Linked DNA regions of Homo sapiens: region 2 is linked to region 1. Evidence: chromatin contacts called from ENCODE Hi-C or POLR2A ChIA-PET data. All regions are on one chromosome and are shown on one strand. The core of a region is the stretch at or near the end of the contact, and the rest is flanking DNA. Distances in the headings are between cores, read along the strand shown. Region 1 overlaps VAV1 (vav guanine nucleotide exchange factor 1). Region 2 holds the start of ADGRE1 (adhesion G protein-coupled receptor E1).

Region 1 (5,575 bases), core at 1,500-3,999:
ACTCTGTCTCAAAAAAAAATATATGATTTGGTAAACAATTTTTTCTTTAATTTCTAGATTTGTTTTCAGAAACGGTCTTGGCAGGGCATGGTGCCTGAAGCCTGTAATCTCGCCCCTTTGGGAAGCTGGTGTGGGAGGATTGCTTGAGTTTAGGAGATCGAGATCAGCCTGGGCAACATGGTGAGACCAGCCTCATCTCTAATAAATAATAAATAAATAAATAAATAAATAAAATAATTAGCTGGTCATAGTGGCATGTGCCTGTAGTCCCAGCTACTTGGGAGGCTGAGATGGGAGGATCATTTGAACCCAGGAAGTCGAGGCTGCAGTGAGCCAGGATTGCACCACTGCACTCCAGTCTGGGTGACAGAGTGAGACCCTGTTTCTCCCCTTCCCCCCCCCACCCAAAAGAAGGGGGAAAAAAGAAAGAATCAGGGTCTCCCTATGTTGCCCAGACTGGCCTTGAACTCCTGGACTCAAGCGATCCTCCTACCCTAGCCTCCTGAGTAGCTGGGATTACAGGTGTGTGCCACTGAACCTGGCCTGATTTGATAAATTTTGACATATGTGTGCAACTATGAACCCAGCCTTGAAATCAATGGATCATATCCATTGCCCCTCAAAGTTTCCTCCATCCCACCCCTCCCTGCCTCCCCCTCCTCCCACCTCTCATTCCCTCGTACCTCCTGATTTGCTGTTAGTCACTGTCGATTAGTTTGTATTTCCTGGAGTTTTATGTAAGTGGAATGGTACCATCTGTGGTCTTCTGTGACTGGCTGCTTTCCCTGAGCATGATGTCCTGGTTCATCCATGTTGTTGTATGTATCAGTGTACCATTCTGTTGTACGGATGCACCCCAGTTTGTTTATCCATTCATCCCTTGATGGAGGTTTTTTTGTTTGTTTCGCTTTGTTTTTTTGAGATGGAGTCTCGCTCTGTCGCCCAGGCTGGAGTGCAGTGGCGCAATCTCGGCTCACTGCAACCTCCGCCTCCCAGGTTCAAGCGATTCTTCTGCCTCAGCCTCTCGAACAGCTGGGACTACAGGTGTGCGCCACCACGCCTGGCTAATTTTTTTGTATTTTTAGTAAAGACAGGGTTTCACCATGTTGACCAGGCTGGTCTCGAACTCCTGACCTCATAATCTGCCCACCTCGGCCTCCCAAAGTGCTGGGATTACAGGCGTGAGCCACCATGCCCGGCCTATACTTTAAGTTCTGGGATACATGTGCAGAACGTGCAGGTTTGTTACATAGGTATACACGTGCCATGGTGGTTTGCTGCATCCATCAACCCATCATCTACATTAGGTATTTCTCCGAATGCTATCCCTCTCCTAACCCCCAGCCCCCGACAGGCCCCAGTGTGTGATGTTCCCCTTGGTTGAGGTTTGAATTACTGATGGCACTTTTGGCTATCATGAATCAAGTTGCTAGCTGGATATGGTGGCACATGCCTGTAGTCCTAACTCTTTGGAAGGCTGAGGCAGGAGGATTGCTTGAGCCCAGGAATTTGAGACTGCAGTGAGCTGTGATTGGGCCAGGCTGCACTCCAGCCTGGGTGACAGACTGAGACTGTCTCAAAAAAAAAAAAAAAAAAAAAAGGAAAGAAAAGAAAACAGAATCAAGCTGCTATGAACATTCTGTACAAGTCTTTGTATGGACATGTGCTTTCATTTCTCTTGAGTAAATGCCTGGTAATGGAATATATCGTATGATAGGTGCATGCTTAATGTTTTAAGAAAACTTACCAGGCCAGTCACGGCGGCTCATGCCTGTCATTCCAGCACTTTGGGGAACTGAGGCGGGAGGATTGCTGGAGCCTAGGAGTTTGAGACCAACCTGACCGACATAGTGAGGCTCTGTTTCTTAATTTTTTTTTTTAATAAGAAGAAAATGTACCAACTTTTCTTCCTTTGTGCTGGAATTGCAAGGTAAAAAAATAATAGTAATAACAAGGAAAACGTACCAACTTTTCCAAAGTGGATCTGCCATGTGATGTTCCTGCCAGCTGCTCAGCATGCTTCTCTTCTTTGCTTCACTATCTGTCTCATTTTTTTTTTTTGAGATGGGGTCTTGCTCTGTTGCCCAGGCTGGAGTGCAGTGGCATGATCTCGGCTCACTGCAACCTCTGCCTCCTGGGTTCAAGCGATTCTCCTTCCTCTGCTTTCCAAGTAGCTGGGACTACAGGCGTGTTCCACCACACCCAGCTAATTTTGTATTTTTAGCAGAGACAGGTTTCACTATATGTTGGCCAGGCGCGTCTCAAACTCCTGACCTCAAGTGATCAACCCACCTCAGCGTCCCAAAGTGCTGGGATTACAGGCATGAGCCACCACACCCAGCTTCTTTTTTTTGTTTTGTTTTGTTTTTTGTTTTTTTGAGACATCCTCGGTCTGTTGCCCAGGCTGTGCAGTGGCGTGATCTCGGCTCACTGCCACCTCCGCCTCCTGGGTTCAAGCGATTCTCCTGCCTCAGCCTCCAGAGTAGCTGGGATTACAGGCGCCTGTCACCACGCCTGGCAAATTTTTGTGTGTGTGTGTGTGTGCAGTCGGGGTTTCACCATGTTGCCCAGGCTGGTCTTGAACCCCTGACCTCAAGTGATCCGCCCGCCTCAGCCTCCCAAAGTGCTGGGATTACAGGCGTGAGCCACCGCACCCAGCCGCTCACCATCTCTTTGTCGCCTGCATGGCACCATTCTCTCCTGTACCACCCCAAAGCCTTACCAGGTGCCTCCTGCATTTAACCAGGTCCCATAGCTCTCTGTGCTTCCCGGCACACCCTCTCACCACCCTCATCATCAATTATTCACCTTGCTGACTGCTTAGTGTTTGTCTCCTGGCTGGATTACATAAGCCCTGTAAGGGCAGAGCTCTGTTTGTCTTGATCACCATTAGGTTCTGGTGCTTGGCATACAGTAGGCATTCCACACATGCTTGCTGAATTAATGCATGACCGGGTCTGGGGTGCTGGGTTTCACACCAGGCTCTACCGCAAACATTGGGTCAAGTATTTTCATTCCCGACGTACAGATGAGTCAATTGAATCAACGGAAAGCAAAATGATCCCATCCAAGCTCCCTCAACTTGCCGGGCTGGTCTGGGAGTCGAACCAGATCTGCCTGACCCTCCCACCGGTGCTGAAAAGTGGAGTGTGTGCTGGGGTGGTAGGGGATGGGGCAGAAGAGAGACGGGCTTCCTCACAGAAGGGTTTGAGGGCTAGGATGAGGCGTGCACACTCTGCACCCCTGCTTCGGAGCTTTGAAAGGGTGCACAGCACACCCGCCCTCTCTGGGAACCCTCGGGAGCTTGAGGTTGCCTGATGAAGGGGCTGATGGGTTGAACGCAAAGGGCCCCTCCACCCACCCTTTTTTCTATCTCCCCAACCAAGCCCTGGTAACAGGCATTTCCGGTTTCCGGCCGGCTCCCTGGTGCTGGGGTGGGGGTGGGGAGTTGATTGCTGCCGTCGTGCTTGGCTCTGGGTCCCCTTCTCCCAGACCCCAGAGGCCTCTGTCCCTGCACACTGCTTCCCCGAAGGAGCGTGGAAAGCCAGCCGACCTTTCTGGCTCTTTCTTCATCTTGGGCAGGGGTTTTGTTGATGGGAGGCTGGCTGGCAAATGGGGAAGAATGAACCTCAGGGTTCACCGCAGTGCGCCTGGGTGCTGATTTGCATATGGGCACGATGCCAGCACAGTGGGTGCCCGCCTCTTCCTGGAGGAAGGAAGAGGGGCACTGAGGGGGGTTGCCCCCAGCAGGGAGGAACCGTCCTCATAATGCCTCTCCTACGTTTGTTTAAAGGACCATCATTCTCAGCAAACTATAGCAAGGACAAAAAACCAAACACCGCATGTTCTCACTTATAGGTGGGAATTGAACAATGAGAACACATGGGCACAGGAAGGGGAACATCACACACAGGGGACTGTTGTGGGGTCGGGGAAGTGGGGAGGGATAACATTAGGAGATATACCTAATGCTAAATGAGGAGTTAATGGGTGCAGCACACCAACATGACACATGTATACATATGTAACAAACCTGCACGTTGTGCACATGTACCCTAAAATTTAAAGTATAATAATAATAAAATTAAAAAAAATAAAGGACCTCCTGTCCTTTGCCACTTTCTCACACTCTTCAGGCGACCAGGAAGTCCTTTCTGGTGGTCTAACTGCAGTCACTGCTGCTGTCTGATGGAGCCCCTTTCTTTAGCTGGCCCCACCGCAGCCCGGAGAGGGGATGAATCATGCCCCCTTTCCCCTCTTTGAGGCATCACATGACTGGAAGGAAGCTGTCTCCGGGTTCAGCTGATCTCCCTGAGGTCAGGAGGGAACTTCCTCCCTCGAGCCACAGACACAGCCATCTGCTCTATTGTCTCTGGTGATCTGCCTGCCCATGAGCGCCCTCATTATGCCACTCTCTAAGAGGCACCAGGAGCAGCTTAGTGTGGTTCAAAGAGGCAGTGTTGTACAGAGGTTAGAGGCACAGACTTTGGGATCCAGTGCTGGTATCTGGTTCTCCATTCCTATCTGTGTGGTCCGGGATGGGCAGTATCCCCTCTCTGAGCCTCAGTTGTTTCCTCTGTCAAAGGGAGATTTATTCATTCGACAGATTTTATTGAGCATCTACTATGTGTCAGACATGGTACTAGGTATTGAGGTCCTCTATTTACCCAAAGGAGTTGAACATTTATGTCCACACAAAAACTTACACTCAAGTCTTTGTAGCGGCTTTATTCATGATTGCTGAAACTGGGAGGCAACAAATTGTCCTTCGGTAGATGAATGCGATGTAGGGCAAGGCAAGCCCTAAATTGGGGCTCAGCCTGGGACGGTTCTTTGTTTTGCCCAGGAAAGAATTCCAGGGCGAGCTGGAGGTGTTAGACAGTAGCTTTTACTGAAGTGAAAGTGCATAGCGGCAGTTGCAGAAGTCCTGCTCCTCGCAGAGCAGGGCTACCCCACAGGCTGTGAGCCCGGAGTAATCAGGGTTGCAGTCATCTTTGTACCCACTTTAATTATATGCAAATTAAAGGGCAGATTATGCAAATTTCTAGGAAAAGGGTGGTAACTTCTGGGTTGTCGGGTCATTGCCTTGGGAAAGGAGTAGTAGCTGCTGGTGTTACCATCACAATGGCAAACTGCCATGGCACACTGGTGGGCATGTCTTATGGAAAGGTGCTTCTGCTCCAGCCCTGTTTTAGCTAGTCCTCAATTTGGTCCGTTGTCTGAGCCCCACCTCCAGAGTCAAGTTCCACCTACTTCCTCGTATGGATAAATAAGCTGTGGTGCATCCAGACAATGGAATATTATTATTATTATTAGAGATGGACTTTTGCCCTTGTTGTCCAGGCTAGAGTGCAATGGTGTGGTCTCGGCTCACTGCAACCTCTGCTTCCCAGGTCCAAGCTGTTCTCCTGCCTCAGCCTCCTGAGTAGCTGGGTTTACTGGCACCTGCCACCACACCTGGCTAATTTTTGTATTTTTAGTAGAGATGGGATTTCACCATGTTGGCCAGGCTGGCCTCAAACTCCTGACCTCAGGTGATCCAGCCACGTCGGCCTCCCAAAGTGCTGAGATTACA
Region 2 (5,575 bases), core at 1,291-3,790, 87 kb after region 1:
TCTCGGCTCACTGCAAGCTCCGCCTCCCGGATTCAAGCAATTCTCCTGCCTCAGCCTCCCGAGTAGCTGGGATTACAGGCGCATGCCACCATGCCCGGCTAATTTTTGTATTTTTAGTGGAGACGGGGTTTCACCATGTTGGTCAGGCTGGTCTCAAACTCCTGACCTTGTGATCCACCCGCCTCGGCCTCCCAAAGCGCTGGAATTACAGGCGTGAGCCACCGCGCCCGGCCAAATAATTTCTTTTCTAAAAAAGAGCAGTCTGAAAAATCAGCCGGCAGACATAGAAAAGCAAGCTGGAAGCTTGCTCGGGTGAATGCCGGCAGCTGTGCCAATGGGAATAGGCTACCTGGGTGCCAGGCGTGTTCAACATGCAGGCTTGCTCCATGTTCCCTTTTCTTTATCAACCACGTGTACGGTAAAGGAACAGGCAACATGGTCCTGGCCAGGTAGAGACCCCATCTGCATAATAAAATATTAGGGTGGGCAGCCAGCTTCTTTGTACTCTATGTAAACGGCACACCTGGTCCAACTAATCTTTGGGCCCTTATGTAAATCAGATATCACCACCTAAAGCTCATCTATAAAACCCCGTGCATTTCACCATGAAACTGGAAGACCCACTTGGGAGCCCCCTCTCTTTGCAGGAGAGAGAGCTTTTCTCTTTCTCTCGCCTATTAAATTTCTTTTCTTTCTTTCTTTTTTTTTTTTTTTTTGAGATGGAGTCTTGCTCTGTCACCCAGGCTGGAGTTCAATGGCACAATCTCGGCTCACTGCAACCTCTGCTTCCCGGGTTCAAGCGATTCTCTTGCCTCAGCCTCCTGAGTAGCTGGAATTACAGGCATGAGCCACCACACCTGGCTAATTTTTGTATTTTTAGTAGAGATGGGGTTTCACTATGTTGCCCAGGCTGGTCTCAAACTCCTGATCTTAGGTGATCCACCCGTCTCAGCCTCCCAAAGTGCTGGGATTACAGGCATGAGCCACTGTGCTCGGCCTAAACCTCTGCTCTAAAAGTAATTTTTTGTGTGTCTGCATTTTATTTTATTTTATTTTATTTTATTTTATTTTATTTTATTTTATTTTATTTTAAGACAGAGTCCCACTCTGTTGCCTAGGCTGGAGTGCAGTGGCACGATCTCGGCTCACTGCAGCCTCCGCCTCCTGGGTTCAAGCAATTCTCTGCCTCAGCCTCCGGAGTAGCTGGGATTACAGGTGCCTAACACCATACCACACTGGCTGATTTTTTGTATTTTTAGTAAAGACGGGGTTTCCCCATCTTGGCCAGGCTGGTCTTGAACTCCTGACCTCGTAATCCACCCTCCTCAGTCTCCCAAAGTGCTGAGATTACAGGTGTGAGCCACGGTGCCCGGCCATGTCTGTATTTTCTATTTCCTTGGTGTGAGGCAATGAACCTCGGGTATTACCCCAGATGGATGACACTGCTTCAATATCTGCCAGTCACTACACTTTGTTATCAGTGGGATTACATCAACTGGAGCCCATTCTATCTGCTTGGAGGCCAGGCCTGAAGATTCAAGGGGTTGACACCCTCTAGGAGCAAGCCTCAAGTCAACCCATGACTGACAGTAGGTGGGATATAAATACCTCAGCTCCCTCACCCCTCGGTTGGAATAACTGAAGAGTATGTTCCATGCCGCTCCCCAGTCATCCCTGGGGAGGTTAAGTTCCACTTTCTCACCATGTAACTTATTTGAAGACACACCCAGTATTGGCTCTTTGCCTTTCCTGATTCACTTTCTCCTCCCCCAGCTGGTGCTTTCTGGGGCCACCTTCTTGATAAACTACTTTTGCTAGAATCCTTGTCTGAGGGTCTGCCCTTGTGAGACCCTAAGATGTTACCAGAGAGAGTTAGGAAGCTGGGAATGGGGTGGAAGTGTTGCTGTATAATCGTCAGACAGAGTTGAGATCTGAAGGAAAATAAGATGGTTAAAGCTCTTGACTCTGGAATCAGAGGGTCCTGGGTTCAAATCTCAAGTCTGAGAGATCTTGGACAAGTTATAACTCCTCTGCAAGTCTCAGTTTCCATTTTGTTGGTGAATAGAGGGAGGGAGGGGAATTCCTACTTTACAAGGTTAACATGATAATGAAATTACACTTTGTTGCCAATGTGCCTAGCACACTGCCTGGTACATGATGGTTGTGATGGCTGTCTTTATACGGGAGACTGGGAAGAGACCCTAAAGGCTGAGATTTGCTTCACTGGAGGCAGGAAGCGGAAGCTCCTTTATTGGGTGCAATGAAAGAAGGTGTTGAGAGATGGGAGATAGATGTTGATGGGAAAGAAAAAGGGAGAGACCATGGGAAGGAGAGAGAGAGAGAATGATATACATTAGGCAGATTAACTTCTCTTTATTGTGAAGAAAGGGGGAAATTAGGATTTTCTAGGCTGTCTTTTAGTTGCAGCAAGTCAGCAAAAAGGGCTATGATGACCAGGCAGCATTGAGCAACTCTGACTCCGCCTTCCCCTCTTCGCACACCTTCTGGTTACTGAAAACCCAGCGTTAGTAGAAAAGTTTCTTTTCTTTGAATGACAGAACTACAGCATAATGCGTGGCTTCAACCTGCTCCTCTTCTGGGGTGAGTGTGAGGCTGAATGGGGGGCTAGGGGAGGCCTGGATTGGAAATAGACTTCAGGAGAAATGGGAGGGCCATGGATGGTCCAGCCAAGAGATCATAAGTCCAGACTGGATGCTGCAAACACCTTCATTCAGGGAACCTTTGACAAAATTCCATAGCTCAGGGAAGTCCATCTGTTAGGATAGATTTTTCTCTATAGTCATTCATTTGACCTGAGCAAGTCCTGTGTGTCAGGTGCTGTTCTAGGCACTAGAGGATATAGCAGTGAGAAAAAAAGACTAAGTTCCTGCACTCTTGAGGCTGATATTCTAGTGGGTAGGAGCAGACAGGAAAGAAGGCACAGATGATCATAGCCCACTTAGCACTGCTGTAACTTCTTTAAACATAGAGTGTATCCAATTGTCACAACATTTCTATGACATTGGGTCATTATTAGTCCTATTTTGCAAATGAGAAAACTGAGGCAAAAGAGATAAAATAATTTTCCCAAGGCCACTTAGTCAATAAGGGGTAGAGGCAGGATTTCAAGCCAGACAGTCTGACTTCAGAGTCTGTAAGCTTTTCCACTATACTATGTTGCCCCAAAAAATAAGTAAACATAGGAATTTCAGGTAGTGATAAGTGCTATGAAAGAAGTTGTTATAGAATGTGGTCGGGAGTTATGTTGAAGGGAGAAGTCTGGGGTTGAGGAGGGGCAGTTCGAGCTGAGTCCTGAAGGATGAGATAGACCCTTCCTGTGCTCTTATTTCTCTTTCTTCAGGTGTCAGTTTGTCTCAGCCTTGTTTATCTTCTGTGTTTCTGGTTTTTCTTCTATGTCTTGTGTGTTTTGGTCATTGGATCAAATTTAAGAATGGAGGATATTGGGGACATATTCTAAGTAGCAAGTATGGGTTTCCTCTGCTGTTGAAGAGTGGATCTGAATACCCTATTTTACCAAGGAGGAAACTGAGGCACAAAGAGATTAAATAACTTCCTCAAGGCCACGCAATCATTAATTGGTGAAGCCAGATTTTTAAACCTAAGCACTTTGACTTCAGACTTTGTATGCCTAAACAGCATGCTGAATTACCTCTAAAATAATTAATGAATGAGTAGAAGAATTTTTGTTAGTAATAATAGATAGAATTTGGGAGTTTAGATCTGTGGGACTTGTTGACTGGCAGGCTACATTAGAAGAAATAGGTGGCCTGTGGACATCAAATGTAGGCATGCAGAGTTGTTATTTTGGGGTGTTGGCAATGGTATTAACCATTAACACTCCCTATTCTGCCCTGAAGATAATCAGCAAAGAGTTGTGATAATGATAGTGATGATAATGATCATGATGGTGGTGGTTATAATAGTGATGATGAAAATGGTGATGATGATGGTGATGGTGATGATGATGATGATGATAATGGTGATGATAGTGATAATGAAGATGATGGTGATGATGATGGTGTGATAATGACCATGAAGATGGTGATGATGGTGATGATGATAATGGTGATGATAGGGATAATGATGATGATGGTGGTGATGATGGTGTGATAATGACGATGAAGATGGTGATGTTGGTGATTATGGTGGTGATGATGATGATGGTGGTGATGGTGATAATGGTGATGGTGATGATGATAATGGTGATGATGGTGATAATAATGATGATGATGATGGTGATGATGAAGATGATGATGGTGATGATGATAGTGATAATGATGGCGATAATGATGATGGTGCAGGAGACCTAAATGCTGCAGGGCTGCATTGCCTTTAAACACTAAAAAATGGGCAGGGCGCAGTGGCTCACGCTTGTAATCCCAGCACTTTAGGAGGCTGAGGCAGGCAGATCATGAGGTCAGGAGATCGAGACCATCCTGGCCAACATGGAGAAACCCCGTTTCTACTAAAAATGCAAAAATTAGCTGGGCGTGGTGGTGCGTGCTTGTAATCCCAGCTACTCGGGAGGCTGAGGCAGGAGAATAGCTTGAACCAGGGAGTTGGTGGTTGCAGTGAGCCTAGATCACGCTACTGCACTCCAGCCTGGTGACAGAGTGAGACTCCATCTCAAAAAAAAAAAAAAAAAAAAAAAGGAAAGAAAAACGAATTGCCCTACCCTCTCATGAAATGTTAATACTACAGATATACTGTATACCTATATATGTATTTTCTATATATACATATGTATCTTATACATAAAAGAGTAAGCTTAAAAAGATCTCTTCCTGAGAACCAAGTTTGGGTCCTTAGAGGATATATCACCCCTTTTGAGAATGCATGCTTTAATGTATGTTTTTGAAAATCAGCTAGAACTTTTTTTTTTAGACAGGGTCACCTAGGCTGGAGCGCAGTGGCATGATCTTGGCTCACTGCAGTCTCTATCTCCTGGGCTCAAGCAATCCTTCCACCTCAGCCTCCTGAGTAGCTGGGGCTACAAGTTGTCACCACCACCCAGCTAATTTAAAAAATTTTTTTTTTGTAGAGACAAAGTCTCACTGTGTTGTCCAGGCCGGTGTCAAACTGCTGGTCTCAAGTGATCCTCCCACCTTGGCCTCCCGAAGGGCTGGGATTATAGGTGTGCACCACAGTGCTTAGCCTGGAACTATTTAATCAAAAAGAAAAAGAAGATAAAGACAGACAAAATGAAAAGCAAAAGCAAAGTACAGAAAACCAGGAATGGTCATTGTTAAGCTTATGCAAAATAGTGTATGTTTGTTCCTTAACTAGGTTTGTCATCTAGCCTCTTCAAACCTATTTCTGTGGGGCCAAGCCAGGAGTAATTTTGCAGGTTGAGCCCAAAAGGTTTTTTTTTTTTTTTTTTTTTTTGGTGGTTCATGGTGTTTTTCTTTTCTTTCTTCACAGGATGTTGTGTTATGCACAGCTGGGAAGGGCACATAAGACCCACACGGAAACCAAACACAAAGGGTAAGTTGGCCAGAGAGAATGCAGATGCCTGAAGGGGTAGAGAAAGTTTTCTCCCCGGGGAAACATCCCA

Evidence for each region. A loop is a pair of places that touch in the nucleus more often than their neighbours do. ChIA-PET counts read pairs that join two places held with the same protein, here RNA polymerase II (POLR2A). Pooled maps may share reads with other maps.
Region 2: a loop to region 1 is called in a pooled map, with 3 times the contacts of the local background. The contact joins the promoter of ADGRE1 here to the enhancer-like site in region 1. A Hi-C loop is called at or near these places in 3 of 50 pooled maps. POLR2A ChIA-PET finds 5 or more read pairs at or near these places in 6 of 52 experiments (CD4-positive, alpha-beta T cell, CD4-positive, alpha-beta memory T cell, MCF 10A and 2 more).

Annotation. Positions count from the first base shown.
Region 1 is chr19:6,798,267-6,803,841 of GRCh38, forward strand. The region is part of intron 1 of VAV1 (vav guanine nucleotide exchange factor 1); the gene reads left to right. Among named protein-coding and RNA genes, the nearest start is that of VAV1, 28 kb to the left of the region's middle. RefSeq lists enhancers at 3,446-3,966, 3,757-3,826, 4,709-4,928. Within about 2 kb of position 2,750, at least 27 of the 41 ENCODE cell types and tissues checked have a DNase peak (open chromatin) inside an H3K27ac peak, as active enhancers do; they include CD4-positive, alpha-beta T cell, where a contact is called at or near this core.
Region 2 is chr19:6,885,039-6,890,613 of GRCh38, forward strand. ADGRE1 (adhesion G protein-coupled receptor E1) reads left to right here and starts at 2,541. Exons shown (of 21, transcript NM_001974.5): 1 at 2,541-2,601; 2 at 5,443-5,505. The coding sequence starts at 2,571. RefSeq lists an enhancer at 2,535-2,594.